Regions from separate parts of the Mus musculus genome. Here region 1 is linked to region 2. A link is a loop called in an ENCODE intact Hi-C map of the cell type or tissue named here. Cell type or tissue: heart. All regions are shown on one strand. Each heading gives the region's core, and the rest is flanking DNA. Links, peaks and the distances in the headings are about the cores only. Region 1 overlaps Kalrn (kalirin, RhoGEF kinase). Region 2 has its middle 62 kb from the start of Kalrn.

The links. Hi-C counts contacts between places; a loop is a spot of excess contacts. Peaks named below come from ENCODE experiments on the same cell type or tissue, not always from the same donor. Only the 100,000 strongest peaks of a DNase experiment are listed, where the experiment ranks them.
Region 1: it touches region 2 in a loop (4-fold over the local background); 3 of 42 quality-filtered maps call a loop at or near these places.

What each region holds. Positions count from the first base shown.
Region 1 is chr16:34,484,865-34,501,390 of GRCm38, forward strand. All of the region lies in intron 1 of Kalrn (kalirin, RhoGEF kinase), which reads right to left. Among named protein-coding and RNA genes, the nearest start is that of Kalrn, 21 kb to the right of the region's middle. In heart, for the core only: a CTCF peak has its summit at 9,118; DNase peaks (open chromatin) are centred at 5,827 and 9,147; H3K27ac peaks cover 923 bases.
Region 2 is chr16:34,567,374-34,583,899 of GRCm38, forward strand. It overlaps a transcript of Kalrn not described here. Among named protein-coding and RNA genes, the nearest start is that of Kalrn, 62 kb to the left of the region's middle. In heart, for the core only: CTCF peaks have their summits at 4,824 and 6,320; DNase peaks (open chromatin) are centred at 5,358, 5,778, 6,318, 7,048 and 1 weaker place; H3K4me3 peaks cover 3,116 bases; H3K27ac peaks cover 2,459 bases; H3K27me3 peaks cover 363 bases.

The DNA of each region.
Region 1 (16,526 bases), core at 5,780-13,779, 80 kb before region 2:
TAGGAGAGATGCTGGCACAGAGAGCACAGCATCAGAGGGGTCTGGCAGTAGGCGATCTGCTGAAAGCTTTGAAGTCATCTTATTTTCTGCCACAGTGTCTTAGGGGCTCAAGACTCAAAGTAAGACGGCACCTCTAACGTGTTAGACCACCACTGCCCAAAGTTAAAAACCAGATCAGGGCAGCCCATCTCTAGTTAGTCAGAGGGGTGACAGCCTAACGGTGACTCATCCAGGCTCTCAACATCACAGCTCTCCTCTGAAGGACAACAGGACAACCAAGGGCAAGGGGTGGTGGAGGATATTTACTCTGAGTCATTTTGTATTTTGTGGGCAGTCCTATTAAAAGTATTTCTAGAAAAGGGGAGATTAAAGTGTTTGTGTTTCCTCTGCCCTCCTTCCAGCCTCCTTTGCAAACCCAGGAATAATAAAGAATTGGCCTGTAACAACATTTGCAGCTCTGCAGGGAGCAGCATACACAGCCTTCTGCCCACCAGGTCACAGCTCCTTCACCTCTGCCTGAAGCCCCTACCTACTCACTATGCTAGTGTTGACCTTGCACCTCTCCTTTCCCTCACACAATCTTATTTCTATGCTATTAGCATCTCTGTGTCATGACATACACATCTATCTGTTTTTCTAATTTGAAACTGACAACACGAAATAACAGCTCGATCAAGAGACTCGCAGGCTGAGGTCTTCAATTCAAGGCCCATCGCCACCTGGGTAGCCCTGGCAAATTCCCTCATGGAGTGGAGCTTCCAGTTTTTCATCTATGAAAACGCCTGGCTGTCTTCCAGGCAATGGGGTAGATATGCTGTTACAGTCTGCATAGCTATCAGAGGCAACACTCCGCTCTTCTGGTGTCCTTCCCAGCACTCTGAGGCCTGGAGCTGCCTGTCTTGTCTCATAGAAGCACACAGTGCCAGGCTGTAGGAGCCCATCTATCTCACAAGGCTACCACATATTTCAAATCTCATAAAATGTGATGGCTTTTTGACACTGTAAAGCACCCTGTTCTTGTGGTTGATCCAGAGACTGCGTGTCTTCTGTATGTCCTGCATCTGCTCTGACTATGCACCTCCCCCAGACCAGAGCAATTTTGCTAAAAAGTCAGTGAATACCTTACATAAACACAAACCTTCTCCCAAGCTTTACCATATACAATCAGAAACCAAGATTCTATGCCTATCACTATAAAGACACCCATCAAAAAGACGCCAGGAATTTGGACTTGTGCACATTCAGACGGGAGAGGAGATAAGTAGCTCAGAGCCGGAAGCAGCTCTGAGCAGAGTCACAGCAAACCTCCACCACTTCTTATAGACAAAGCCCTCACTGAGGACTTGGTATCATGTCCCCCCTCTCTGCAGCCATAGCCTGCACCTCTGCCACAGCTGGTGAACTTCATCATTCAGCAAACAACAAAGGACCAGAATCCCCCGATGGGACTGGTTTTCAGAGCCTATCTAAAACCTCTGATTGCCCAACAGAGAGCACCAGGGAGACCAAAGGGGGTGGGTGCTGTGTGACATCTGAAGCCACTAATTGCCCATCCTCCTTGAAGCAGTATGCTGAGAGAGTGCCACCTTCTTCCCCAAGTGGGAGCTAACAGGTCCTCCTGTGATTAACAGCATTTACACTGGTGCTGACCCAACCCGCTCTGCATCTGCAACAGCTGACCCCTCTAAGAGGCTCCTTTGGTTTACAACAAAACAAGTTCAATAATTAATGGCCTTAAAAGAATTCTGATCCACGGCCTCTTTCATAGGGGCTCCAAAGGCATTCCCAAACTAGAAAAATGTCTCAAGTAGAAATAAATAACTCACCATTTCTCACACTTTATCATTCAGCCAGGTGCCGCAGGTCCCACCGCCAACTCTTCTCTAACGCTCTGATAAAGTGGCTAAGAAGTAGCCAGGTGCTCATGGGTGCTTTGAGCAATATTTTACAAACATGAAAGAGAAATAAATATCAGAGTGCTGTGGAGTTGGCAGTGGTGTCCCCTGAAAAATTTGAAATATCTTCTCTGCCGCTACTCAAATTCTATTATATATATTTTAAACAACTGGCTCAGGCGCGATTGATCATTCCAGAGTAGAAAAAAAGCATTCATCTATTTAACATTATTTACTGAGCATCTACTATGTACTAGACAGCATGCTAAGGTCTGCAGAGAAAATTTAAAAAAAAAATCAAAATCTTTTATCTGGTGATTCCATATCCTGACCTACTCATAGAAGTAATGAGTGTATAGGAGATATGTATATGTATATACATATATATATGCAGATATATAGATAAAAAATATCCCTATATCAATACAGAATTTTCCTAGAATTCTTGTTACTCTCCACTTTACAAGATAATTCTAAACTTTTGAAGCATCTTGAAGGTAAAGGCAGTTCTACCCAGAAAAGGTGTTTTATATGTTAAATTAATGGTCACCTAATTGAGTAGAAAGAAGTATTTATACTCCATTTTTCTTTACAGGTTCTAACCTTTGTCCTTCAAAGACAAAGATTTGTCTAGGCTCTGGAATCTACTGGCACGTGCAGCGTAGCGCTGGACACTTGACTGGTTCTAGTACATATTTGGGTAAATTCGGTGATTCTGTTGAGAATGGGTGTTCTTCTTCCTTGCTAATATGGTTAACCACACTCTTGATTTAGAAAACGGGAGTTTACAGCAGGCCTGCCTGAGAACGTGTGCTTGCAATCCCAGCGGAGGCTATGACAAGAGGATTATGAGTTTGAGGCCAGCCTGTGCTATACAGCAAGTTCCAGAGAGTAAACTTTGTCTCAAAAAGAAAGAAATGGAAGGACTAAGGGGGAAAGGAGGAAAAGGAAAATGTGTAAGCAAAACAGTAACACACTGGGTTACATCTGGACCCTAATAGCCCTGTGCTTGTGAAAAACCATAAGATTTTACTTCATCTGTGAAGACTGATCTAAGCCACCCATGTGCCTCAAAAAGAAAGTCAGAATGGAACTGAAAGCAAGCCTGACTCAGGGTGGCAAGACCATCATGCAGCTGCCCACCTAAAGACCTCAGACCCAGGATCCAGAGCCATGGGTACTGTGATAGATACAGATACAACAGAAACCCAAGCTGGAGGCCAGAGGCCCCGCCTCACGAGACCCACCACCACAGCCAGCTTTGACCTGACAAGCATAGCAAAGAGACCAGTGAGCAGGCGTTAGTCTCTCTGTGCAGACAGGAGCTGATGTCCTTTACTGCTCCAGATGAGATCATCAGAACTTCTGATGTTTTCCCAAGCCTCATGACCGTCTTTGGAACCCTCACCTACACCACTGGTCAGCACATCATTACTAGCGGCAGCCCAGGGAAGACATTCAGACATCTGTTCACCAACAATTACTTGAATCACCTGCATTAGCTCGAATCATGGAGTCCTAAGTTCCAGATACCCTCAAAGGATATATGGCAGCATTTAACACTTGAAACCCAGGGGATTCGTCCAAAGCCCACCCCACCCACTCCCCAACTCCTAGAACCTTCAAACTCAGCATTAAAGGACCACAAGTTAACTTGCTTTTTATCCAGACACATTTGGTTCTGTATTACCGTTTTGGTGTGGCCCGGCTTATGCTTGAGCTGGCCAGCCAGGAAGGATTCCCACGCCCTTGCCCACCTGTGTGACCCAGAACAGATCCCAAAGAAGCCAGCAATGGCACTTAGTCACAGAAAGCATCAAGCTGACTTAATTTCCCTCAAAAAAAAAAATCTTATTGACCCGATGAGTGGCTAGCTGGACACTAAAAAAAATGGAGGTCATGTCCATTACACGGACTCACCTAATGTCTCCATTTCTCCTTGCTTCCTGGCTCCTGATGTAAGCTATCTGCACTGCACTGCATGCCTGCCATGATAATAAAAAATAAGAGAAAACTTATTTGTGAGATTTGTGTTTGCCTTAATGATTCGCAGTAGAATTTGCTCCACTTAGGTATTTATCTTAGTATCTTCTTGGATCTGAAAACTTCTGCCCATTCTTCAGTGGGTGTTTGTATGTGGAGATCCTGGAAACAGCCTCATTTCTAATTCAAAGTGTGAGTTTTCCCCTGACTTCCTCTGAATGATGCACTGTGCCATATCTGTGTGCTCCCTCTAAGACCCCCCTAGCCACCCCCAGCTCAAGTGTTAAATGCTGAGGTATCCTTTAAGGGTATCTGGAACTTAGGGCGCCATGATTCAAGTGCGTCAGTTTCCACTCTCTGCTGCCTCTCACCCTAGACTCTGAAGCCACATAAGCATTTATAATACTCCAGCCTGCTCAGACACCACTCCCAGTGTTATAGCTTAGACAATCAGTGTCCCCCAAAGGCCATGGACTACAGGCTTGGATCCTGGGATAGCATGATTTAAATGCAGGGTTTTGCACAAGGTCTTTGGGTCACGGAGGTCATGTCCATTACACAGACTCGCCTAATGTCTCCATTTCTCCTTGCTTCCTGGCTCCTGATGTAAGCTATCTGCACTGCACTGCATGCCTGCCATGATCAACTGCCCTTAGGACAAGCCCAGAGCAACAGGGCTACCCAATCTTAACACTTGGCTCTCCAGAACTATGAGTGTCTTTCTGAGTAATTATGAGCTGGGCGCATCTAGAGTGTTGGAAGGGACGGTAGAGATGGAATCCGGAGCTTTGAGCTCACATTTCAATATCATTGCTTGATGGATAAACAGTGAGTGTCTAGCTAGCCACTCATCGGGTCACTTCCCACTTATGAAATAAATACAGATGTACTGTTGGAAAAAAATCAAATAAGGTGTTAGATGTGCTTTATAAACTACAAAGAATTGGAGCTTCCTCCCAGTATTGTGAAACTTAAGTAAGAAACTATTTTCAGAGTTAAAGAAAAACTGGGTGTTTAATATTCAAATGATTCAGTTATAAAATGTGAGAAATTAAAGTTGCTTACTGTTATTAGTGCTCCATGGCTACTTATTTGCAGCTGAGCCATTTACATCTGGCCTAAATGATCAGCTGCCATTACCCATGCAGAAGCTATAGTAACACCCAGGGTCTGTGTCAGGGCAGAGGCTTGCTGTGAGGGTGTGTAGGCACAGCACTTGTAAGATGTTCATATCCCTCACTCCCACAGAGATGGTGTAATCCCCACTCACTTGCTAAAGTTTCCCTGGATCCTAAGAATAGCTATCCCTGCTTACATCACAGGGAGCACAGTTAAGGCCGACCCCACCCCCTCAGCCCCACCAAGGGCTCCTTTTAAGTAGCCACCAGAAACACCTGCCACCTGTGGTCCCTTATCCTGTACCCTGACTGGGAGGCCCACCACTCAGCCTCCCCATATCCAGCTCTGACACTGAGGGCAGTGTCCTGGCTTCCCCGAGGAAGATTTCTCAGACCTGGAAAGTTCTGCAGTGGGAACTTTCCCTGTGGGAAGACCCCCTCCTTTGCCGCCACTGTGCTGTTCTCAGGCAAGCCTCCAGGGCATCCTTGAGAGGAGTCCCTGTGTCTCTGAGGAGAGAGGGGGTGCCTTCCTAAGGCAACTTGAAATCTAAAGGGGCTTCATCTTTTATAGTAATTGAATGTCCTTTTTAAAAATGTTAAAGTCCTGGGAAGACATACTACACCAAAGTGAAAGGGCTTCTGAGAAATAATTATTAAAACTTGTAAGTTAATAACGGCTTTGCACAGTGTACTACTGGAGCTAATTCCATTATCCCAGAAGCTAAAAACTTATGTTCAGTATCTTGGTGAATGCCAGGCCACAGCTCCTGAAACCGCACCCTTGGCCTTCACACTGTGTTAAGTGCTTCTCTCCTCCAGGAAGCCATCCCAGCATTCCTCTCACCAAGTGAGTCATGCCGTTCACTCTAGACACCACCCGCCCCCACTCCCTCCCACAGTCCCCCCACACTGCCTACCGTTCCTCTACTTCTTCCGGAAGAGTCTTAAATTAACACCTGGGTGAGTTATTTTGGCGTTCATTAAAAGACCAGCTATCTTTTACTAAGGAAAAAGTGAGTGAAAATGTGCGGTGTCCAAGCACTGCCAGGGTCAGAGGGGTCTGGGCAGGAAGCCTTTCCAGGCACTTTTTAAATCACGTTAACAAACAAACAAACAAAGGAACAAACGGAACAAAAACCTCATACTATTAGCACATATTCATCGTGTAATATGATGCCTTTCATTATAATGTTTTCATTGTCCTGCAGGACAATGAAAACATTAGAACACCCTCTGCTCATGGTTCCCCCTCTTACCTTCTTGTTCCCCTGCACCACAGCTCCCTCCCTCTTCTCAAATGTCCCTTCTGCTTTCAGACCATACAACTGCACTTTTAATCTAGATTTAGCATACGAGGGGGAATGTGCAGTCCTTCTCCTTTGAGCCTGTCTTACTTCACTGTGCTAAGCTCCGGTTCTATCCATTTTCCTGCAGTGATGTACTTTTGTTCTTCTTTACGACTGAACGAAACTCCACAGAGGAGTTGGGGAAATGGCTCGGTTGGTAAAGCGCTTGTCAAGCAAGCATGAGAATCTAAGTTTAGATGCCCAGTACCTACGCAAAAGCCAGGCATGGTGGAGCACATCTGTAATTTTAGCACTGGGGAGGTGGAGGCAGGAGGATTCCTGGAGCTTGTTGACAGCTACTCTTGGCAAATTGATAAGCTCCAAGTTCAGTGAGATGCGGTCCCCAAAAATAAAGAGCAATAGCGAAAAAAGAGAAATTACATCACTAGCCTGTGACCTTTAATATTCTCAATGTTCTCTCTCTTTCTCTTTCTCTCTCTCTCCCCCCCCCCATTGAAACCACTCTCTTTCTTCTCTCCCCAGAGATGACTTTATAGATGCTTTGCTTCTTTATACATATAACTTTTTATTCTTCCACCCTCCATATGCTCAGGGGAAAAGGTTTTTTTCCTATAGCCCCTATAGCCTTAGCTCATAGCAGCAGGACCACAGAAAAACCCCTGTCCATATACTGACCAGTCTTCTCTCACTCTGGACTATGCAGATCAGAATGAAGTCCAAGATGTCTGAATTCTGACCTTTCATCTGTCACTTGATCTCCCATCTTTCACTCCCCCGATTCTGCAGAGGACTGAAGATGGAATGGCAGAGCAAGAGGAGGGATCTACTCGGTGATGAGCAGATGTTAATGTGAACTCCAGAAAGGATAGAGGTGACTTAGCTTCAAAGCAGAAAGAAGCCTAGGATCACAGCCCCAGGTGCTTTGGTGGCTAGGAGAAACCCCAGCACAAGTATGAACAGCTCACCACCTGGCTCTACCTCCAATACCAAGGGTCCAGCTCGTCTCATCAGAGCCCCCAGTGCTGGAATGCAGAGGACACAGGGCTTACTTAGGTTAAGAAAAACGCTGACACCATTGCATACACTAGCAAGATTTTATCGAAAGGACCCAGATGTAGCTGTCTCTTGTGAGACTATGCCGGGGCCTAGCAAACACAGAAGTGGATGCTCACAGTCAGCTATTGGATGGATCACAGGGACCCCAATGGAGGAGCTAGAGAAAGTACCCAAGGAGCTAAAGGGATCTGCAACCCTATAGGTGGAACAACAATATGAACTAACCAGTACCCCAGATCTCTTGACTCTAGCTGCATATGTATCAAAAGATGGCCTAGTCGGCCATCACTGGAAAGAGAGGCCCATTGGACATGCAAACTGTATATGCCCCAGTACAGGGGAACGCCAGGGCCAAAAAAAAAGGGAATGGGTGGGTAGGGAAGTGGGGGGGGAGGGTAAGGGGGACTTTTGGGATAGCATTGGAAATGTAATTGAGGAAAATATGTAATAAAAAAATATTAAAAAAAAAGAAAAAAAAAACCAGGCTAGAACCCTACTATGCACAGCATTATATAAACCAAACAACTTGGGCATGACACTAGACTGTTTGCCTCAGTTTCTTGATTTGTAAAACATTAGCTATACTAGTGTAGGGGCTGATATGAAGATGTTCCTATAATATTCTGGCAAATAAAAAGAATCTATATCCTAAACAAACAAACAAAACCAAGTTATAATACAATCATTATCACTGGACTATATTCCCAGGTTCTTTTTTTTTTAATTAAAAGGTCTAGACAGTTTTATCTTCATTTTTTATTTATTCCTTGAAATTTTCATAGATGTATAAAATGTATCTTGATCATATCCACCCTTCACTATGCCCCTCCAACTCTCCTCAAGACCCATTCCCCAGCAAATCTCCCTCCAACTTCACTTCCTTCTTTTATAACATCTTAATTTTAACCCACTGAGTCCAATTAATGTTGCTCGTATGCACATGGGCAAGAACAACCTTCCAATGGCCACTCTCTCAGCAGCCAGCAGCTCCATGAGTTCTGACCAAGCCTATAGTACCAGTCAAGAAGTCCTTCCTGTTGAGTAAGCCTCAAATCCAATCAAGGGAGAAGTTGGTTACCACCATAAGCACCCTTCCCACTATTACTGGTCAGTTCAAGAGTGATTTCTCTGTGTCCTGCAACCCATGTATGTATGGTCTGTTTAACAATCCAGTCTTCCCATCTAGTTCTGCTGGCCAGCCAGGAGCAATGGCAGCCTATATTGCTTTAGATGCCTCAGGGCCTCTCTGATTAATATATCATAGAGATGTAACCTGTGCCTGACACTGAGATTCTCATTCAATCACTGTCCTCGTTTGAGCCTCTGTTTCTATGATAAAATGCCAACTAAAACCAACTTGATAGAGGAAAGGATTTATCTGGCTTACACTTCTACAATACAGTACCACACCCAGATAAATAGATTTTTATCTTGAAAAACGCACCCCTAACTTTGCTGACAACCTATTCTTCCACACTGAGAAATGTTCCTGGTCTTGGATCTGCTCCTAGAAACCAATTTAAATTTATGAAGCTTCTGGTACTTATGATAAAGTGAAAGTAAATCTAACTGAAGTAAAGACCTACATTCCCATGACAACTTGCTCACTCCCAACTCATATGTTACCCTGGCTCTAGCTCCTTAAAGAAACCCTTGGCTATTCAGAAGTACCAGGACAGAACTTAAAAAGCAGAGGAAGAAAAAAAAAACATTAAATCAAGGAACATACCCTCAACAGCCAAGGTCAACACCCAGGAGGGGCAGCAGTGCTGCAGGGCTTCTACTGTGGCGGAAAGACTCCACCCATTTAGCACTTTGAACAGAAGTTCCTTCCCAACTGGAAGCACAGAGCTACTAAGCTGGCATATACCCAAAACAGAGAGGTGGGTAAAAATAAAGTTACCACTGCTCCCTTGAGAAGGCCAGGAAGAGAACATATTGAAACAATCATGGCCTGCAGCCCTGCTAACACCCAGGCGACTAAGTGACCTCAGCCAGGAGACATTGAGCAACGTTGCCTTGCTTACTGGGATCTCCCAATGGCAGCCCAATAGGGGTAAAGCCCCTAGTCTCCATCAGCCAGTGTTGCCAGCTTTCTGTCTCATTCCTGTCTTTCCTCATACGCACTCATAATATATACAGACATAGCTCTTTCACGTGAACATTATTTCCCCTACTCTCCTCTCTTCTGTGCTCTGCCTTCATAGGTCCATTTCCCTCTCATCCTTAAGATCATCTAAGTCCAAGTCCACAGAGAGTATTTTCTTCGCTGCTTTCATGGTACCTTCCAACCATGCATCCCTTCCCTTCATCACTGTTTCCATTTTGCTCATAAAAGAGCTTGTGTGGTTATTCCTATTCAATAGGCATTTGTTGAGTAAGTTACACTGCCTCATAATCAAGGACTTTTCTAACTGAACCAAATAAGTATCCGCAACAGAGACAAGAGAGCACTGGCTTGGGCTTCAGATCTTTTATTCTCCTGTGGTAACTCAGCCCTTAAAAACCCTCATACTTGCACATTCCCAGGGCTTGCTCTTGCTCTCAAGCATCCTGCCAACCACACCTGCTGGCCTCTGGTTGAAGCTGCCTCCCATTGGTAAAGAATGTGTAAAGCACATAGGCTCCAAGGCTCTCAAATCCCAACTTTGTAAGTGCCTAACATCCTGAGTCCTTAGGAGTCTTCACTAGACCCCATCAAGCCCTGAGAGCAGCCTAGTCCATCTTCCCCACTCTGTGTTCACAAGCTCAGCACCATCTGCCCCTAATGAGAGCAGCTCCCTCAGCCTATGCACAGTGACCCTCTCCGAGATGCCCAGAATATTGTCTAGAGAAGAACATATGTGCAAGAGAGCTCATGATGTCCCTATACCCATTTGCCTTTCCCCACATCATACAAACAGGTACCAATGGGTGCCTGCCTTCCAGATGAATGGCCAGAAGTGAACAGCAAGAGATAAAACCAACCAGCTATGGGAGTTTTCAGCTGGAGTGGTCAATGGCCCCTCTATCAGATTACACCTGGGGTAACAGGGGAAGTTTAGGAGTGTCCAGTCACTGAGCTAGCAAAGGCATTTTAAGATTAACTGGCATTTGTGGTGTGTGTGTGTGTGTGTGTGTGTGTGTGTGTGTGTGTGTGTGTTTCATCTGAGGACTCAAGGGAACCTGGGAGGGCCTGGTAGCATGGTCCACCCAGAGCTTAAAGCAGGGTAATAAAAACTACATCCTACAGATGACTATAATTTATCTCTGACATAAATTCTCTCAATTTAATGTTTCAGACCTGGACTATCTCCACTCTTTCTGAAGTGGCAGCTACAATCACTTTTACTGCCTAAAAAGAGGACTCTCTTTAACATTTGACCTGGGATCTACTCTCTATCTACCAGCCCCTTCAAGAGTTCTAACTACCTCAGCCGCTCCCTCCATAGGTTAAGATTGAATTTCACTACCACCCTTGGATCCTTCAGGCCTGACGTGGTCAATAAGAATAGATTTCAGCAGATACTGCCCAAAGTCTGAAGATTTATCAGCTCCAGAGCTTTCTAATGCTTGCCAATTAGTATGTCCATTTTTCAGGGCTGACCATGGAAGTCCTTAACTTACTTGACAGAGAAAGAACTCCAGCAAGGCAGGAAGCACCTTGGGCTTGGCTGCCTGAGCCAGCAGGGCTGCCTCCTCAGAGGATGCCCAGTTCAGCTGCCTGGCAGCAGCCTCAAGGTGAGGAGGCAGGGCCTTAGAAGGCACACTGATGCCCAACTCCTCCCTGCCTCCTGCCTGGAAACAACTAAGTACACAGAGAAACCTAACACAAAAGTTTGTCCCCAGTGCCGAGGGACAAAACTTCAAGGCAAATGGAGCTAACTTCTTGCTTCATCTGCCTAGACATGGTCTTAGTGCCTGGTACTATGTGTTTTCTCCAGGACCTCGCAGAACCCACCTACCCTTTCAGGACCCGGCCCTCCTCTTGACTGTTCGGGCATTATCTTCTTTTCCAAAAGGTAGATAATTGATCATTGAGATTGAGAGTTAGTAGCTAATGTTTTAAGAGATAAACATGAATAAGCTAAACCAATGTGCTATTTGTTTCTCATCAAGGAGGGCAGCTGAGGCAGAGAGACTAAGTGTTTCATTTAAAGTCACAGAGCTGTGTTAGAGTCATGAGTTAACCCAGCCATGTTGACTCAAAACCTCCTCATGCTTAGCCATTTAACATACTGTCAAAAAAAGAAACTCACTCTGCGAAATAACTGCTGGGCTGCCAATCAGGGAAATCATCAACTACCTTACGCACTGTAAATCCTGTGAACCGCAATAGTGGCATCAATGTTAGGAAGGTAACCATCTGCTTTCTGATTAGATTTAAGGCTCATTCCACAAGTTAAACACATGCAGAGTACTGTAAATATGGCCAGTAACTCACTTGATTATTGTAGGTTTTTTAAAGGATAAAGCCATATGGAAGCCTACTATTTAATTGGAGTTTAATTGGAGTTATCCCAGAAACCATAAGTTGCCAAATAAAAAGTCTAGGGCCAGTAGGGGATACTTCTCCTCTAGTCATTGGTCACAGTTCTCTCAGAGACCCCCCAAAACAACACAAGCTAAGGTCATTGCCCTTGGCTGCTCCCCAGACCTTGATAAGACCTTATTGCTAAAGATAGCACAAACACTGTCATAAGACCTGAAAAAATAAAGTCAGTATTGACCAGGAGGCTTCCTCCCTACTGGACAGCGATCATAGTACCAGGAGGTGCTGTAAAGGCTGCCAGATAGGGGGTCATCAGCAACTGTCTCATCTGCTGTAAATCCTGTAAATTACAGCATTAACTGCAATGGTGGCATGAACGACATGGGGGTAACCATCTGGTTTCTGATTAGATTTAAGGCCCACTCCACAGGAGTATTGTACAGGTACTATAAATACAGCCAAGAACTCATGATTGGGGAGCTCACATGTCCTAGGGGTAAACGTAATACTATAATTTCTGGACACGGTATCAAACTGTCCTCCAAATTCCTATATTTCTCCCTGTATCTTAGTGTATCTTCAGACCTCATCAGAGAAGTTTCTTTGTGCAGTGGATGATGGCTGATGCAGAAACTCAAGAGGAAGTGACCATGGAGTGCTCGGCCATGGATAAGACACTTATAACATGCTGTCTCCATGGTGCTCATCACAGAAGAGAAAAGACCGTAAAAGCCAGAGGAGTTCAGGAGGGCTGAGGCAAAATAACATCTTCCGGACTTGATGGGACTCTTGTGTTCAAAAAGAACAGAAGCTACATGAAGACCACTTCAATTTACTTTCACCCCATATTTCCCACCTCCCCCCAAACTGAGCTGTACTCAACTGACTGTGACCCCAACCCCCAAAAAAGATGAGTATGACATGCCTCCTTTGGTCCTGCCTGAGACGTCTTCTTTGAGGGATTACTATGAATTAGCAATCTATGGCAAAAACTCTACTAGTAAGGAGAACTTCTACAATGAAGTAAAACTGTAGATAGATACAGGATATAGGAAAGAGGGAGGGAAGACAGCCCAAGTCTACAGATGTTGCCTTCTCGTCACATGGACACTATAGAGGGCAAGATCAAGATCAAGGGGGGAGAAATATTCCTTCTCCCGAGGATGCTTGTCTCAAAGGGATGATATGAAGCCCATCTAGTGCCTAAAGGCAAAGAAGTAAGCCAGCACTCACCAAAGACTGTCTTGGTACCTGACACCTCACCTTCTATGTCTCCTACTCCTAGAAATGAGTGGCATATTAGAGCAAGGGCAGCCTTCTAGCCCTGCAGGGAAAGAGAGGCTCATGTTCCCAAGGAGGAACCTAAAACCTAACGTGCTCCTCCTCTGGCCAGCTGCAGTCCACTTCTGCTAAAGATCTACAGAGGACTCAGCTCACGCAGTGCAGTCCATGGTGACTAGAAAGCACTGTTACGGTGATAAGAAGCATTAGGCTCTATATTCTGTGCATTTATAAATGAAGTGATTTGTAATATGATCATGTTTAAAATGAATTTTTAATAAAGTAATTATTTCTGATGTAATTTTAATCTCGAATGTTTTGAATTAAGGATGTTTACTATACTTTGATCATGGGTTATCTCAAACTCTCAGTTTTTAAGTCACAAAGTATGTTTTCAAACCCATGGCTTGTCTTTCCGAATTTTTTTTTAAGTCTGAGTATCTGCCTTCTTTACTCTACCTCCCATCTTGCTGGTTATGATTAGGACCAAAGGCCCAATCCTCATTTTCTACATTTCTAAATTTCTAAATTGCATGTATTTATTATTCACTTGAGTGTGTGCACATATGCCTGGTTGTGGGCACAGAGCTCAGAGAGCAGTGTGCAAGACTTGATTCTCTCCTTCAACCCTGTGAGTCTCAAGGGCTGAACTTAGGTCCTCAGGTTTAGCAGCAAGTACCTTTACCCGCTGAACCATCTCACCAGACAAGGACAAGCTGGGCTTTTTATTTGGTTGGTTGGTTGGTTGGTTGGTTGGTTGGTTGGTTGGTTGCTTAACTAGTTGGTTTGGTTCGGGATTGTTTGATATACACTAGCCCTGCTCTCATGACCTTCCTGCCTCAGCCTCCTGAGAGCTGGAAGTACAGGTTTGTGCCACCACACCCAGCTCTACATTTTCTTGCATCACTGGGCACATGTAGGTCCCCAGGTAGAACAAGAACCATAATTACATTTGTCTCTATGTCTCTCTGTTTTTTCCTAAGATTTTTTTTAATGTGTAGGAATGTTTTGTCTGTGTGTAGGCATACGCACCACACTTGTGCCTGGTGCCCATGGAAACCAGAACAGAGCATCAGATCCCCTGATATTAGAGTTACAGATATTTGTGAACCATGATGTGGTGCTGGGGATCAAACATGGGTCCTCTGGAAGAACAGTCAAGTGTTCTTAATCACTGAGCCATCTCTCCAAGCCAATGACTATGTTTCTTAACTGTTAACTCAAGGTAAGCCCAGTATAGTAGACATAATTGCCCCACTCATGACTATTTACACCCTTCATTCTTGCGCCCAGTCCTTATATTTTGTTTAGAAATCAAGTATCGTATGCTTTAGGAAGACAACTTCCAGCCTCATGTGTAGTGACTGCAATAAGCTCAGAAACTGTATCCCCTTCTAGATTTATTTAGGAATTGCTGGTGGTATAATGGCCTTGGAATTATGAAAAAATAAAGTCTAAAGGACATCTAGGAAATATTTTCTTAATCTTGAAGGGAACTGAGTGTAAAGAAGCAGGATCTTTGTGATGTCAATCTCATATGCAACATGTGGAATTATGACAGCCAGCTTGGTATTATAAGCATGGTAGAATAGAGGGATGCCAGGAATTAGGTCCCAGGCTCTCCATTTCTTGTAATGGCAGGAAAAGAGAACAGGACCAATCCTTTCCATTGGGAACAACTGTTTCTTATGTTTGTTTTTAATCTTCCTGAAAGCATTAAAAAAAAAAAATAAGGCAACAAAGAGTCAGTAGGTCAAAACCCAGGAGAAGCTGAAAATCCAAAGAGACCCAGAACACAAAGTGACTTCTACATGAAGAACATTTGCCAATAGGCAAGAAACAGAAGCAAATTTAAGCCATGCTTTAGAAAATCAGAAAAGATGAAGGGAACAAGATCAAAAGTTCAGAACCTGCCCAAGGAGAAGGCATTCTCACATGAATAACTATTCCAAGCTAAGCTTCTTCCCAGGGGAACAGCATTATCTTCATAGTAAAAGCATCCTGGAAATAAGGCCGCTCTCTGGAAAACCTGAGACTCAAGTTGCCTACGGTGGCTCCAAGGCCTCCAAGCACTCAACTCAGGTTTAGGTGGAACTGGACCGGTGGTGTCAACAGGAGCCTGACAAAAGAGAGGAGAAACTGTTCCAGGAAAAACGTTACCATTCTAGGTTTCGAGGAATTGGGGTCTTGGAATCGACTTCTTAAAAGCATTAGCAACCCAGGACCCAACAGGATAGCAACCATTACGCAGTCAACGGCTGGGGGGGGGGGGGGACAAAGAAGTGAGTCAAGAACACAAAGCAACCTTTGTCTGCGAGCATCTGCCAATCTGCAAGAAACAGCGATCATTATGGAATTTTCTCCCCACAAAAGCTTTCTTAAACATAGTGAACATGATGTAATAAAAAAGTAACCAAACACAAAAGGAAAAGCATACTATGAGCAAAGACTACCAAAACCAACAGACTACAGACAAGACCTACAACTACGGTAGTTACACCACAACACTGACTTATATATCAAAGCATTATTCCATATAAGGTAAATATATTCAATTTTTATTTGTCAATTTTACCTAACTTAATATGGAAAAACAAAAGGAGTTAGATATACAAAACCCCACAGCCTAGAATTAGCAAACAAAAACTATAAAACAAGTATACTATGTTAAAAAACAATATTAAAGACAAGTTTAAAAGGTTTTCATGAAACTGGAGGGTAACTTGGAAAACAGTTAAGTATTCTGGCACCAGAACATACAATAATTGATATTGATAACTCAATGCACACATTTAATTGCAGATTAGACGTATCTAAGTAGGTAGTTAATAAGCCAGAAGATAGATTGGAGAAAATTATCTAGAGTGCATCATAAACATAAAATTATGAAAAATGCAGAAATAACAATAAAGAATACATAAGATCCAATAAGAAATCTCAATATTAATCAATGTGAGAGGAGGAAATGGAGGTAATGGAATAGAATTTTCTAAAACTGATGACTGCAGCATCTCATGGGTGTGATGAATCTGACGAACACAAGCAGACGACATAAGAAAGAATCTGTCAATCGGGAGATGCCGTTCAGCTCCCCAACTTCCCACATTAAGACATGGTGGAGGAGAAGACATCCACTTATTGTTTAAGTCAGCTTGAGCTTGAACGCAGTTATATGTAGCCAACAGCATCGTAAGTGATACCCACAGGGAAAATAGAGTATCCGTCATTTGTGGGGTGGTGCCACAAATATATGGTATTTGGGTTGTGAGTGAGTACACCAGGGACAGGGTTCAGTTGGTAAAGTGCTTGCTTTGTAAGATGAGGGCTTGAGTCTGATACTGAAAGCTGGGCACAGTGGCATATACTTGCTATCCCAGCACCAGAGAGTCAGACACTGGGTCCTTGAGGCTCACTG
Region 2 (16,526 bases), core at 2,898-10,897:
TAGTAATGGACTGTGATCAGGACTGTAAGCTGAAATAAGCCCTTTCTTCCCCAAGCTGCTCCTGCTCATGGTGTTTTACCACTGGAGTAGAACCCCTAACTAAGATGCTGGGCATAGGGTTTACCTTGTGATGCTTCAAGAGTATATCAAAGGAGATTGTGGTGTTTTGAATATGCTTGGCCAAGCAGGGGCACTATTAAGAAGTGTGGCCTTTTTGGAGAAAGTGTGTCATTGTTGGGGTGGGGGTGGGGCTTTAAGACCCTCCTTCTGGCTACCTGAAGCCAGTCTTCTACTGTTTGCCTTTGGAACAGGATGTAGAACTCTCAGTTCCCCCAGCACCATGTCTGCCTGGATGCTGCCCTGCTCCCCCCTTGATATCATGGACCGAACCTCTGAACCTGTAAGCAACCCCCCAACTAAATGTTGTCCTTTATAAGAGTTGCCTTGGTCATGGTGTCTCTTCACAGCAATGAAACCCTAAGGAAGACAGAGATGTTTTCCTTTTCTGCAAAAAGAGGCAAGAGGATTCCTCTCTTCCCAAATACCTACTGATATTTACTCAAAGAATCACACACAAAGTGTGTGGTTATTTCAAAGTCTTCCTTTTCTATGATCTGGACTGACAATGATTTGTCTTCCTATACAAGCAGGATGGAGTTATTACCTAAGTTTGAGGAACAACACAGTGAGTAAGACATACCATAACCTAGATTCAACAACGGCTTACATTTGGCCATGTCTCTTATATCTCTAAGGGAGATAGAAGTTTTGATGAAGAGTAAGATATTTTAAAGGCTTTGTACTTAACTCCAAATATATATATACATACATAATTTTAATGGGGAAATAGGTCCTATACACTGGAAAAGGCTAAACAATAATACGGTGCCACTAACTCAGTGAGAATATAGACACTGAGGTTTTACAGAGGTAGTCATAAACTGTAAACGCTTTCAAAAAAGACAGAACACTAATCTTGAAGAACGTGTCGGATTTGGAGGCTATGGAGTAGGATAGGAATGAATCAGTAATAATAAAAATGCCTCAGACAATGGGGAGGGACACTGACTACAACTGAGTAGCTAAGCATGGACTTGACACATAGACACCAGGGAGTTACTGCAGGTTCATAAACCAGGCAGTCACAAGTGAAAAAGTGTGTTAGGGAGTGTTATGAGCCTCAGGTACACGGCAGAGGTGAGACAGACTTTGGGATGAGAAAGGGGGCTGTAAAAGGAGTCCAAGGCGGGTGGGTTCTGCCCTCGGGCAGTCACCCTGAGGATAAGCAACAGGTTCACTATGCAGAACTGTGCAGCAAGGTTTGATAGAGAGGAGGGAGATCCCTAGAATTAATGCCAAGGCCTTAAACATCGCGACTGGGAAAGAGAACATGCCATGTAGAGAATGGAGACAGTGAAGAGGATGCTGTGGTTTGTGGGGCTGGAAATACACAGAGAAAGCTCAGCTGAACTGAGCTGAGCTTGGCCAAAGCCCAGCTAACAGCATCTTTCCCATTGAAACCGTCTGGATGCGGAATCAAAGCTCAACAGAGAGTTGGACAGAGCTCCCAGCAACTCCTTTTTCCTTTGCCTTTTTCCTAAGAAGGAGTTTCTCTCTTTTGCTCACCAGAGCTAAGCTATGAGTTGTGTTATGGAGCCTACTCTTCTGTCTCGTCTCTGGGATCCCACGCAGCCACTTCTGTCTCCACAGCTAGCTCACGCTCGTGCTCTCTCTCTCTCACCCCCAAACTACCTAGGACAAAACCTCAAAGCTCCTTTTCTGACAGCAGTGCTCCACCCTGTCTCTTGCTGATAAACTACAAGTGCCTATGTCCTGTTTGCCATCCCAGTTGCTGACCCTGAGTGCCCCTTCTGATCCTGTGCTCCCAGAATCAGCTCCAAGGGTTTGGTTTTTCTATTCCTCCTGCTCAGCCTGTCTGCCCCATCATCACATCAGAGCTCACACAGCCTTCCTGTGGTCTCCAGGATCCAGAATCCTTTCTGCCATCCCCAAAATAAGACCTCCTAGCCCTTCTTCCCCCAACTCTCTCCTTCTGGAAGCATCAACTACACCATGCTTCCAAATCATCAGGACCACTCCTAGCCATCCGTGCTTGAATCCACATGTCTGGCTCCAAAATGACTTAGATGTCCACATCCAATTCTTCAAATGCAAACATGCTCTGAGCTGAGAACATCAGTCATCAGGGATAGCCCATCCTTGAGCTCTCAACCCAGCTATTTCTCACCACATCACTTATGTCAGGAAAACCCAGCATTTCTACCTGTCACGATGTCTCTCAGAGTTAGCCCTGACCCTCCATCCTTTCTGCCATCTATACAGGGCAAGCCCCCCAGCCTCCACCTCATTCTTGGATGACCTCAGCATCTCCCTTGATCTTACCTTTATTGGTTTTTTTTTCCACGCCATTAATAATATCTCCACTGGACTAATCTTTCCAAACACTACTTATGATGTCTTTGCTCAAACACCAGCAATGACTCCCGTTTTCCCTTGAATCATGTCCAAACTCCTCTTCAGAAGGTTTCAGGACTCTCTTATTTGTTCCTATTATTTATTCTTAGCCAACCCTGTCCCTCACCCTTACTAAGTTACCCCTTCCCCCTCAGTCAGCCCATTTTCCTCAAAAACCCATCCTTTTAATCTTTGCCCAATCTCCCTGCCCCGCCCACTTCAAAGACCAGCCTAGGCACTGCCTTCTCTGGTTCTGACAGCTCTTAACTCGAAGTTAACCTTTAGCCATCAGTTAATTAGCCATCTGTAAGTTCTTGAGGACAGAAACTACTGTGACCATTTCTTCTGTGTGTTCCACAGCACCCTGGACAGCACAAGATTGCCAGTAGGTGTTAGAAAGTCCTTGTTGTTCAATCATTTCTGTCCCAGTCCTGCAATAACCTACCTCTTTTTCAGCCTTGCAACCATTCCCAGTAAAAGGTTAAGATTTCATTAAAATTTAAAGTCTGTAACAAAATAAAAAAAGAAAAAAGAAAAACTCTGTAACATAGTTTGTCAGGCTTGAAATAGAATTCTTAGGAAGATAATCAGGAATGTATCAATCTATATTATACCATAGGACAGTACACCATGCTATAGATACAATCTATGCTATAGGATACTATACTACACTCCAGGATAGTGTGGAGGAGCATAGCTGACTCTATATCCTTGTAAGTGCAAAGAAGTGAATCTCATTTAATCAGTTGGTCACAAGAACTAAAAACAAAATCCAAGTAATCAGAAAGAGGTAGGCAAGACAAGTAAACTGACTAAATTATTTAAAACACGCCTAATTAGAGGCACTGGTATGCCAGAGTTTTGACAAAATAATTGTCAGTCTGGTCTTTGTACATGCAAATTTTTCCACCACAAAGAAGGGGGTAATCCTGGTGGGGGAAACTTTGGACAATCTGTTTGATGTTTTGGTTTTTTTTTTTTTAGTTGTTCAATTGAATAAATTTATAATCCAGCCAGCCAACCAGGTACAGAGCTATGTTTCACAGAAGACATGAATCAAAAAGGAGAAGGTTGGGAAATGTAGTCTATCCAAACTTAAGAATCCCTAACAGGGGACTGATAGACTGCAAGTGGGGTGAAGGTCGAGGGCCCAAACACAGAAGGCCATGAAGCAGAAAGGTGCTCTTCTAGACTCCCCCCTTACAGCTTGCCACAGGTCATCAATCACTTGCAGGTCTGTGTACAGAGGATTTAAATTGCCTCTGATTCTAAATGCACATGAGATCTAGCCTCTCTTTACCACCACCACAGCTGCCACCACATCCTTGAAGCCAGCAAGACTGCCCTGTGGAAGGACATTACCCCCCGTAGGAAACTGACCCCAGCCCACTTCTGACTCTGTGATCTGAGACCAGCCCAGACAATGTAAACTATTTGAAAGGTCCTAGGGAAAGCAACAAATTAACAAGTCTCTAGAATTGGAAGCTACAAAACAAATAAATGCCTATCAGAAAAAAAGTAAGGAAGACAGGAAGAAGAAAGGAAGAAGAGAGAAAAGAGAGGGCAGGAGAGGAGAGGGGAGAGGAGGGGAGGGGATGAAGAACAGGAATTCACACTTCAGGGTAGAATATGAATTCATACCATGGTGGGTTTTCCCCCAGAGCTAGAAAATACAGCTGCTAGGCGTGGCTGCGGTGGATGCCAGTGGGGTCTGGAAGAGGGAGGTCCTGGTGAGTGTTTCTGGATGTCACTTAGCTTCCAAGAGCCTCTTTCCCTAGATTCAGGACTATAAACCCAAGGCAGACACCTCTTTAGAATCCAGGCTTTGGTATCTAAGACGGGAGAGAGGAGCAAGAGAGAAAAGGGGACGGGAGGGGACGGGGGGGGGGGGGCGGGGGGGGGGAGGAAAGTGAAAATGCTGACTCCAGGATGGAGGAGGGAGGGAGGGCAAGCTGAGCCCTGGAAGCAGGACAGGATGACAGGAGCCTCCTCCCCTTTCCCAGACCCTGGCATCAACTCCCGTCCTCCAGCTCTTTCCTCCCCAGACCAATTAGAGATGACCATATGGGCCAATTAAGTCTTGACTTTCAAAGCCACAAGTTCCCCCACAAAGAGCCGGGACTCCTTTCCCTAGAGTGGTCCTCCAGGGCAAAGCAACAGGGTTAGGAAACAGATGGGTGTGCAGCCTCCAGAGCTAACCTGACCCCTGACCCCCACCAGTTCATGTCCTCTGATCCAACTTTCCCGAAGGGAGAGCAGATGCGTGGGGCGCCCATAACTTATCAGAGTCCTTGGGACAAAGATTTCCAGACAAAATGGTTGCAGACGTGTGGGGAGCTGGGGAACTGCACAACGGAGCTGGTGGAAGCTACAGGTACAGGGGACATTGGTGATGTTTGAAACAGGGCTACAGGTGGTAGGAGATGAGGGTGATCGGTGTCTATTCTGGGGAAGGGACTGTGGAGCCAGAGAACAGGAGCAGCTACAGACAGGCTGCTTGGGAGGTACAGAGGCGCAAAGGCTGGAAAGCTATCACAGGCTCCACGCGCTGCAGGCAAGCAAAGATTTGGTGGGTGTGTATTAAGAGGGACGCTAACTCGCACTTCCAGCAGTAAGTGATTCTTAGGTAAAACTCATCGGTTCCCGGAGCTGGAGAAAGGACCAAGCAGCGGGTCCAAGGTGCCTCCGATCCTCCCAGCGGGTCCAAAGTCCCAGATGCCGCTTCCCCACACGCACCCTGCACGTTCTCTCATCGCCTGGCTTCTGCCTGTCAGTCTGCAGTCTGAGCGCCTGGCGACCCTTGCTGCCCCTCTTTGCACATCAGGGCCTCGAGCCCTGGAGGGAAGAAGGGATACCGACCACGGGCGACCCGGGAGCCCCGCAGATAGGCACTGTGGAAGTAGGGAGCCGAGGGAGGGGCCGGGACACCGGTAGCTGAAGCGGCGCGCTGCAAAGTGATCCAACATCTCCCAGAGAAGGCGGCCCAGGGGGACCGCCTCCCGCCTCCCCAACACAGACTCCCGCAACTGGGGTGAACGCCGAGGGGCGCCCAGCCCCCACACCCTCCCCCAAACTGCAGCCAGCACCGCCAGAACAACGTGAACCTCCGCAACTCCAGCCCCGACGATCGCGGGGAGCCGCCTCCGACTCGCTCGCCCCGGCAGCAGCCTGCCTGCGGTCCCCAAACTTGTCCGAAGACACCGCGTCCGAGGCGGCCGCCCTCACCCGCCATCCCCGAAACCGTGCCCGAGATCTTACCTGTCCGGAAAAAGGCGTCCACGTCCGAGTCGGCGGCTCCCCCTTCCTCCGATGCCCCCTCCGGGGGGTTCATGACTGGGGGAGGGCGTCCGCGGGCAGCCGGGCGCCGGCGAAGCCTGGGGCCGAGGGCGGCGCGGCGCCCGGTGGGCGGAGGGCGCGGCGGCCGTGGCCACAGAGCCGGCAGCCGCGGGGCTCCGGGACGCGGGCGCGGGCGCGGGGCGGGGGGCTGCGGCGGGGGGCGCCGAGCCTCCTCAGGCGGCGGCGCGCGGCGGGCTAGGGGCGCCTGCCGCCGGTCCCCCCATGCTCCCCTTCCCCGGGGCGCTGGCCGCCTGCTGTCTAGCCCGGGCCGGCCCGGGGTCCCGGCTGCCTGCGCGCCCGCGGTGCCCGGCAGCGGCAGCTGCCTCTCCTCGCCCGTCCGCCCGTCTCTATTGTTCAGCCCCGCTCGGCTCTCTCCTCTTTATTTTTCCTCCTCCCTCCCACCCTCCCTGGCTCCCTACCTCCTCCCTCCCTCGCTCAGCTCGCTCTGCTCGCTGCCTCCCTCCCGGCTCCCTGGCTGGCTCGCGAGCTCTCGGGCTCCCCCTCTGGCTCCCGCCGCCGCGGCTCCCGTGGCTCCTCCCGGACTCCGGCTCCCTCGGTCCCAGCCAACAATGACCCGGGCAGCTCCGAGCTGCAGGGACGCTCCCGCGGGCCCGGGGCCTCGCCGCGGGCGGCCCGCAGCGCGACGCGCCCTTCCCCGAGGCCCGCGCGGGCCCTCCCGGAGCCCAGGCCGAGCTATTGTTCGCGCCGCGCTAGGCCGGCTTCCTGAGCCCCGCAGGAAAAGCCCGGGCCGAGGAGGCGGCGGGGCGGAGGGCGGGGCCGCCGGGCGCTCTCCCGGCTTGCGGGGGACTCAGCGGCCGCCGCCGCAAGCTCCGCAAGCTCCGGGTCCTGCCACCTCCCCGCCCCACCCTGCTCCCAGGTGCGCGCTGGGAATCCGGACCTGCCCGCACCCCTCCTGCAGCAAGTGCCCTCAGTCCCCAAGTCGGACTGGCCTGTCCCTAGAGGCTGGACTTCATCCCTCTCCTTCCTGACCTGCCCCTGGTCGCCCTGCCCTCGGAGGCCTCACCGCATCCCTGCTTATGTCTCCCCTTTTCAGCTGTTCTTTACCCTCATTCAGTATCCCCTTCAACATCTCTTGAGCGAGCGGCTCAGAGAACCGTGTTCCGTTTTATTCCTCTTACGGATGCTTTCCTGCCTATCTCTCCTGTCCTGTCGCTCTTTTGTGTCTCTCATTTGTCTCTGTCCTGCTCTGGTCCTTGGCCCGCATCTCAGGGCTCCTCTTGGACAGCAATCAAAACTCCCTAATCCCGGGGGCCTTCTCTGTTCTGTCCTTCTCTCTCCAGTGAATGGAGAGATCCAGTTGGCCTGGATAAAGGGGGTGTTGCAGCGAGCTGAATGTCAATTAACTTAGAAAGTAGAGCTGAGGAGAAACCGGATAACAACCAAAAAAAAAAAAAAAAAAAAAAGGTAAAGGGGGGGGGGAGAAAAGAAAGCAGATGTTATATTGAGTAATTAGTGTGGTGATTGAATTGTGGTGATCGGTTTGATCCGTTTTTTAAGCAATAATTAAACAATAATTAGTTGGTAGCGTGTTAGTGGCCATAAAACAGGATCTTCAGACCTGAGAACTTAATGCAATGTGTTGAGGGCTATTTGCTGCTGCCTCGCCCAGGCCTTTGGAAAGAGGAGGCAGTATCTGACCTGATGTGTTCGAACGCACCTAATGGGAAAACCTGGTGCTTGCCTCTAGTTGATGGCCTCCTACCCATTATTCCCAGTCTCTGGATCTGTTTGTCTCTGGCAATCTAATTTGGTTCTGCTTCCCTCCTGGGGCCAAAACACCTGAGGCTGCTCTCTATCCAGAGTAACCCAGGCAGCAAAGGAGAGGAATCACCATTTGAAGTCAACACGTTCTGCCCTCACCTTTCTTTCACTGTCTCTGCCTCTTTTTTTTTTAACCCATTAACAGAAAGAAAGAAAGAAAGAAAGAAAGAAAGAAAGAAAGAAAGAAAGAAAGAAAGAAAGAAAGAAAGAAAGAAAGAAAGAAAGGAATGAAGGAAGGAAAGGAAAGTAACTATGCCCAAACGTCTGTACACCTATCAAACCTACATGCAAACTTGAGACCCACCAGTGGTCCTTTACTGTCAATCTGTGCCTATCCCCTGACCTGCCAACTTGCCCACATGCACATGCCCATGACACCAATGCTTCCATTGCAGGAAAAGAACCAGAAGCTGGCAAAGAGTCAGCTCACAAGAAATGTTATATGTTTAAGGGAGGTTCCGATCAAACTCTGAAAAGATAAAGTCTAAAAAGTGAGAGAATATCCCCACATAATGACGCAAATTTTTCTATTAGATTTCTACTTTAAATGTTAAACATTCATAGCTATATGGAGATCAGAAAAGAAAATTTCAGAGCAAAAAAATTATTACTACCAATAGAGATGGACATTTCAAACCAACAAGTAGACTTGATTACTGATCCGGAATGTGTTAGTACCTTGTCAGGCACTTCAAAATACATGAAGCAAAATTGATAGGACTCATGTTGGTTGGAATTTGTCAACTCGACACAAACCCTAGGCATATCTTGGAAGTGGAATCTTAACTGAGAAACTTACCCCATAAGATTGACATGTAGGCAAGTCTATGGGGGTATTGTCTTGATTGACAATTGCAGGTGTAGGTGGGCCCCCCACACATGAGGACAGTCCCACCCATGTCCTGAGTTGTATAAGAAAGCAGGCTGAACAAGTCATGGGGAGCAAGCAAATAAGGAGAGTTTCTCTGTGGCCTCAGCGTCACTTCCTACCTTGATATCCTGCCCTGACTTCCCTAGGTGATGAGTGTGATCTGAGAGTCATAAGTTGAAATAAACCCTTTCCTCTTAAGTTGCTTTTCTTCATGGTGTTTATCAGAGCAATAAGAACCCTAGGACTGGCCTGCAAAGAGAAGCAGACAATTACATAATTGTAGCCAGAGATTTAATATCTGTGTCTCTTAATAATTGATAGAATCAGCAGACAGGTCATCTTAAGAAGATTTAAACAGTGCCATCCACCTGGTGTTGACATTTCCAAAACATTTATAAAGCTTCCCTTAAAAACAGCAGATAAGCACATCTTCCCCAAGTAAACTGGTAAACCTTATTTCAGGATGAACCAAATCTTAGCCATAAAACAAGTCTCAATATATTTAAAGGGATTAAAATAATGTTTATGCAAAAAAAGTTGCTTTTTAGAAGATCACAAAATGCATGGTCTCCAGACACAATATAATTTAAAAATCAATAACAAAAAAAAAAATCTGAGAACCTCCCAAATATTTGGAAACCAAAATACAAACATCTAAATAAACCATATCAATTAAGAACTCAAGGCGGAAGAGCTGGAAGTAGCTCAGCAGTCAAGAGAGTTCTCTGTGCTCCTGCAGGGACCTGGAGTTCAGTCCCCAGCAACCATGTTGGGCAGCTCACAAGCAACCTCCTGTAAGTTCAACTCCAGGGGATCCAGTGCCCTCTTCTGGACTCCACCTGACACCTGCACACACATGCACGTACTTATACATAGACACATAAATCTATTTAGAAAAAAAATAATTAAAATGGAATAACATGGATTCACAAAAGCTGGAGATGTGTGCACTGGATCTGCAAAAGAATCAACAGTCAAGTATCGTTGGAGAAGGAACTCAGAAGGCTCAGCTGCTCATAGCTGAATTATTGTCTATTGACAGATTCAGGAAGTGAGGAAGTCATTACCTTCCAGTTTCATGGCAAAGAATGATCCCCACAGGCTCCAGTGAATACTTCTAGTCATGGTCACAGACTCTGGTTAAACTGAATGGGTCACAAAACAAAACTGAAAATCAAGAACTTGGGAAAGGGATGTTAGGGATGAGAGGGATGGAAGGAGACAAAAAAGGATAGGGTAAAAGTAACAAGACTATGGGCTGGCGAGATGGCAGCAGGTAAGGGCACTGACTGTTCTTCCGAAGGTCCTGAGTTCAAATCCCAGCAACCACATGGTGGCTCACAACCACCCATAATGAGATCTGATACCCTCTTCTGGTGTGTCTAAAGTCAGCTACAGTGTACTTAATATAATAATAAATAAATCTTTGGGCAAAAAAAAAGAGAGAATAAATCACGTACACATATGAAATGTCAAACAAAATCAATAAGCATTATGAAAGGGAACATTAGGAGGAAGGCTAAAGTGAATAAAGATGAAAACACAACATAAAAACAATCTGAGGGATGCAGCTAAAGCAACACTTTTTATAGCACTGAACACTTTTTAACAAGGGAAGTTCTCACAATTTAAGCATGCATGAAAATGTCAGTTGAAACCATTGATTAGTGTAATTAATATGCACTAATAATAACAAACAACTACAAAAGAACAAATAAAGTTAAAGCATAAGAGAAGATTTAAAATACTGGCACAGAAGGCAATAAACTCAGTACAGGGCAAATAAATCCAAAACTGGGCTGACAGGATTTTAAAAAACAAAACAAAACAAAACAAAAACCAGAAAATCTTCTAGCCAGAGTAATAATGAAATACCAGAGAAAAATGACTGCTACCATTAGCATTAGTGAAAGAGGAGGCATCACTACAGGCCTGACAGACACAGAAAGAGTAATGGAGAAATAACATGAATAAGTTTATTCTAATACGTTTAGCAGCTTACATGGAATGAACAAAATTGCTTCAAAGGTCCAACTGTTAAAGCTTGCCCAAGAAGAAATAGATAAGTAGCTACAGAGCCATCAAAGAAATTGTTCGTAGCTTTTAAATCTTTCCAAGAAAAAAAAAAAAAACACTCAAATTTGCAGGGCTTTAGTGGTAAATTCTATGACACATTTAAGGAAGAAATGATATGGTTCCTTGTAAAAGTAAATCTGTCTTTCCTCTTTCCTGCCCCTGCTCCCAGAATGATGACTCTGAGACTGTTTATTAATAAATGCCTAGGCCATAAGCTTCAGCTCATTCCCTGACTACCTTGTGATTTATTTAACCAATTCAAGCTATTCTACCTTCCACATGGTTAGTGACCTCTCCTCAGCTTCATGCACCTAACCCTGAGCCAAATCTCCGCTTCGTTCTATCCCGAGTTCAGCTAGCTCCTGGTTTACACCTGAGATTCTGCCTACAATTTCTATAAAGACGCCTCCCAGAAAAGTGAACACAATGGAATATTTACTAACTATTTTATGAACACAACATTATCCTAATGGTGGAACTAAATGAAGACCATTTAAAAATGTGGAATACCACAGACCACGACCACTTATTGAAGACAATGACTATTACTAAAACATTAGCACATCAAATCTAATAATGTATAAATAGCACAAAACATCATGGCCAGATGGGGTTATTTCAAGGAAACAAGATTAGCTTTTAATTTGAAAATCTATCAGTGAAGCTTACCAAATATCGGGACTTGTGTTGTATCCCACAAAAGATACACTAAGCACCTAAGTGCTGGTACCCACGAATGTGAATTTATTTGTAAATCAGGGTTTTGAAGACATCATTAAATATGTATCATGTAGAATATAACTTAACCTCATATGATATGTATATATGTATGTGTATATGTATATGTTGCTTGTACACACACACATATATACATATTATATATACATGTGTTTTATATATATATATATATATATATATATATATATATATATATATATATATATATGGTTATTGTGGTGGTTTGAGTATGCTTGGCCTAGGGAGTGGTACTATTAGGAGGTATGGCCTTGTTGGAGGAAGTGTGTCACTGTGGAGGTGGGCTTTGAGACCCTCCTTCTAACCTCCTGGAAGACAGTATGCTCCTGGCTTCCTTTGGATGAAGTCATAAATTTCTAAGTTTCTCCTGTGCCATGCCTGCCTGCATGCTGCCATGCTTCCACCTTGGTGAAAATGGACTAAACCTATAAACCTGTAAGCCAGCCTCAATTACATATTGTCCTTTATAAGAGTTGCCTTGGTCATGGCAAGCCTAAGACAGTTATATACAAATAAATATAACATATATGTTCTTATACATAATATGATTTAAAAGTAAATATAACATATATAGTATATGCTATTATATTATGTTGTTATGATTTAAAAGTAAGCCATATGAGTATCTCAACAGATGCAGAAAAAGCTAAATGCATGGCAAAATCCAACATTCAGTTCTGATCAAAACTCTTAGCAAACTAAGAATTAAAGCAGCCACCACTGAATAAAAGACATATATAAAAAACTTGGTTAACACCCTAACATTTATTTAACAATGAAAGATGGAATAAATTTCTCCTAACATCAAAACAAGACAAAGATATACATTCTCATGCCTACCTAACATCATTCTTGATTTTCTAGACAGTCCACTAAGAAAAATAAAGATGTCCAAATCAGAGATGAAGAGACAAAACTGCCTGTATTTAAAACATAGTTGCTGCTTAGAAAAATTCCATGAAATCTGTCAGAAAACTTCTAGCACTAATAATGAGTTTAGCATTTGCGTTTCTTGTATTTCTATATACTAAAAAAGAAAAAGACTTGATTTTTTTCACCTTTTTAAGATGTACATATTTTTATTTGATGTGTATGGATGCTTTGCCTACACAGTTGTATGTGCACCATATGCATGCAGTGTCCACTGAGGCCAGAAGAGGGCATCAGATTCCCTTGAACTCAATTGCAAACAGTATGAATTGTAGTGTGGGTGCTGGGAACAGAATCAGGTAAGTTCTCTACAAGAGCATACAGCGTCTTAACCACTGAGCCATCTCTCCAGTTCGGGGGCGGGGGAGTAAACATCACTATATTGGCATAAACAATGTGAAGCATGAATACTTAATTTGGTTTTAAATTTTTTTTATGTGTGTGTGTTGCAGACACACATGTCCCAGGTTGCATATGTAAAGTTCAGGGGACAACTATCAGGAGTCAGTTCTCTCCTGCCACCTTGTGGGATCATGGGGGCTGTGTGCAAACTTCCCTCCATGCTGAGCCATTTCAGAAGCTTTTAATCTGATTTTTTAAATATGCAAGATCCATACACTATAAAATATAAAATATTGCCAAAAAGAATTGAAGAAGACATAAGTGAAGAGAGACATATTGTACTATGGATCAGAAGATTCAAAGTTGAAGACATCAATTTTGCCCAAATTGATTTAATACAATACCAATCAAAATCTCAGTAGGCATTTTTTTTTAATATAAAATTGAAAATAAAAATAACCTAAAAACAACTTCTAAACAAATTGTGGGAAAAGAAGAGGAGGAGGAGAAGAAAGAGGAAAAGGAGGAGGAAGGGAAGGAGGAGAAGGAAAAAGAGGAGGAGGGGGGAGGAAAAGGAGGAGGAAGAGGAGGAGGGGGAGGGGAGGGGAAGGAGGAGGAGGCTAGAAAAGTTAAGCCACCAGAGCTTAAAGTTACAAAGTAGGCAATGTGACAAAAATGTAAAGACAGACAAATGGATGAATGGAATAGATGAAAACCAGAATCATCACCAATTGATTTTCAACATCAATCAAAGTTGATATATCAAAGAAGATGATATTGTTTTGCTTGACTAGCTAATACCAAGCCTAAAGTTTTATCACTATGCTTGGTGAGGCATTCTTAAAGTGCAAGATCTCAGGAAGTAGAGGCAAGAAAATCAGAAGTTTAAGGCCAGCATGAACTGCATGAGACTCTGCCTCAGAGAGAGAGGGAGAGGGGGAGGGAGAGGGGAGGGGAGGGAGAGGGAGAGGGAGAGGGAGAGAGAGGGAGAGGGAGAGGGAGAGGGAGAAGAAGAGGGAGAAGAAGAGGGAGAAGAAGAGGGAGAAGAGGGAGAAGAGGGAGAAGAGGGAGAGGGAGAGATTTTTTACAATGTATCAACAACTGAAAATCCATATTAATTTTCTGTGACTGATGTGTCAAGTTTCCAAAATCTTGATGGGAGTTAATGTACTCTTGCGCACGCTCGACTGGCCAGGAAGAACGACGCTGCAACAGGATCCTTCTGCACACGTTTATTGGGAGAGCTTGATTGTAGAGGCGAAAAGACCTCGAGCCCAGAACTGGTGCTGCTTTTATAGGCCTAGGACAGGCGTTCTCTCTCATCTGATTGGTTAACTTGTCTCTCATCTGATTGGTTAACTTGTCTCTCATCTGATTGGTTAACTTGTCTCTCATCTGATTGGTTAACTTTTGTCAATTCTCAAAACCTCACCTTGGCAAAAGAACCTTTACTGGCTATGTATGTGTGGTGGCCAGCTGTAGCCAACTGCCACTCTGCAACTGCCACTCTAACTGCCACTCTGTAACTGCCACTCTGTAACTGCCACTCTGTAACGGCTTCCCACATCTCCTCCTTTTTGTTTTAATAAAATGAGGCTGGTCTAGGCCTGTGCAATTACGTCCATCCGCCGTGGCTCCTGTTTTAGGTCATTCCTCTAATGTCACAGCCTTTCCTGTCATAGGGTAACCCTATCGCCACTGGGCCCCATGTCTTAGGTTGGTCTGTGCATGAGGAAAGTTGCCCGTCTCTGGATACCGCAGTGCTGTGTGACAGTAACTGCTAAATGACCTAGGGCGAACTCTGCAAAAGAGGCCAGCCAAAAAATGAATTAGTGGGGAAATCATGATCACCCTATTGATGAGCAAGGGCTGATCAATGATCGTTGAGTCTCTCTCATCCCAGTGCCATTGGGTTCAAGAGCAGAGAACTCAGATGCCAACTAATTCTTGAGCATAGATAACCAAATTTCAGGGGAGGTGCCGTTTTCAATAGCTAAAAGTGCCTGAGTTATAATCACCTTGTCATGTTTTTGTTGGGTTCTGAATTTGCATACCAACCAGAGCATGAACACCAGTCCACAGCATATGGCAGCACCAAACAAAATCACTCCCACCCATTCCTTAAAGTAAGAAAAAGCAGAGGTAAGCCAAGAGGTAAAGTCTCCGAGGGTCACTGGTTCCACTCTGGTCCCATTAAGGTTCAGGATCTGCATCTGCAGCCTCGTCTGCAACCTCTCCAGCTCCTGCGACCAGTTCCCCTTCAGGTAATTCGATAGGTCTGTACTTTTAATAAAAGAATCATTAATATACCTAATGGGAGTAGTGCACACATGCGGAGTGGATGCCACACAACTCATTTGTATGATGTTGGGAGCCGCGCCCACATTCGCCGTTACAAGATGGCGCTGACAGCTGTGTTCTAAGTGGTAAACAAATAATCTGCGCATGTGCCAAGGGTATCTTATGACTACTTGTGCTCTGCCTTCCCCGTGACGTCAACTCGGCCGATGGGCTGCAGCCAATCAAGGAGTGACACGTCCGAGGCGAAGGAGAATGCTCCTTAAGAGGGACGGGGTTTTCGCTTTTCTCTCTCTCTCTTGTCTCTCGCTCTCTCTCTTGCTTCTCTCTCTTGCTTTTCTCTCTCTCTTGCTTTTCTCTCTCTCTTGCTTCTTGCTCTCTTGCTTCTTGCACTCTGTTCCTGAAGATGTAAGAATAAAGCTTTGCCGCAGAAGATTCTGGTCTGTGGTGTTCTTCCTGGCCGGTCGTGAGAACGCGTCTAATAACAATTGGTGCCGAATTCCGGGACGAGAAAAAAACTCGGGACTGGCGCAAGGAAGATCCCTCATTCCGGAACCAGAACTGCGAATCAAGGTTATAAAGGTTCCCGTAACACAGACTGTTGAGAAGGATTCAACTGCCGAATTCAGAACTCATCAGCTGGGGAACGACGGTGATAAAGTGTTCCCATAAAACAGACTGTTGAGAAGGATTCAACTGCCGAATTCAGAACTCATCAGCTGGGGAACGGAAGTGAGAAATGGCTTTACCAGGTATGTTTGGCCTTGAACTTTTTCTAGTGTTAGGAGCCCTTTTGTTCCTTTTCACATGTTATCAAGTGATTAAGATAGGGCTGAAAATTCTAGAGGAAATTCAGGACAAGCTATCAGAAGTAAAGCGGGGAGAGAGAGTAGGAACAAAGAGAAAATATGGTACACAAAATAAGTATACAGGCCTTTCCAAGGGTCTTGAACCCGAGGAAAAGTTTAGGTCAGGTAAGAATACCTGGGGAGAGATTAGAAGGAAGGAAAAGAAAAAAGAAAAGAAAAAAGATCGATTAGCGGAGGTCTCTAGGAGATACTCGTCACTAGATGAGCTCAGGAAGCCAGCTCTTAGTAGTTCTGAAGCAGATGAAGAATTCTCCTCTGAGGAAACAGACTGGGAGGAAGAAGCAGCCCATTACCAGCCAGCTAATTGGTCAAGAAAAAAGTCAAAAGCGGCTGGCGAAGGCCAGTTTGCTAATTGGCCTCAGGGCAATCGGCTACCAGGTGCACTCCCGCCCTATGCGGAGTCCCCGCCCTGCGTAGTGCGTCAGCCCGTAGTGCGTCAGCAATGCGCAGAGAGGCAGTGCGCAGAGAGGCAGTGCGCAGACTCATTCATTCCCCGAGAGGAACAAAGGAAAATAGAACAGGCATTTCCAGTCTTTGAAGGAGCCGAGGGTGGGCGTGTCCACGCTCCGGTAGAATACTTACAAATTAAAGAAATTGCCGAGTCGGTTCGTAAATACGGAACCAATGCTAATTTTACCTTGGTGCAGTTAGACAGGCTCGCTGGCATGGCACTAACTCCTGCTGACTGGCAAACGGTTGTAAAAGCCGCTCTCCCTAGTATGGGCAAATATATGGAATGGAAAGCGCTTTGGCACGAAGCTGCACAGGCGCAGGCCCGAGCAAACGCAGCT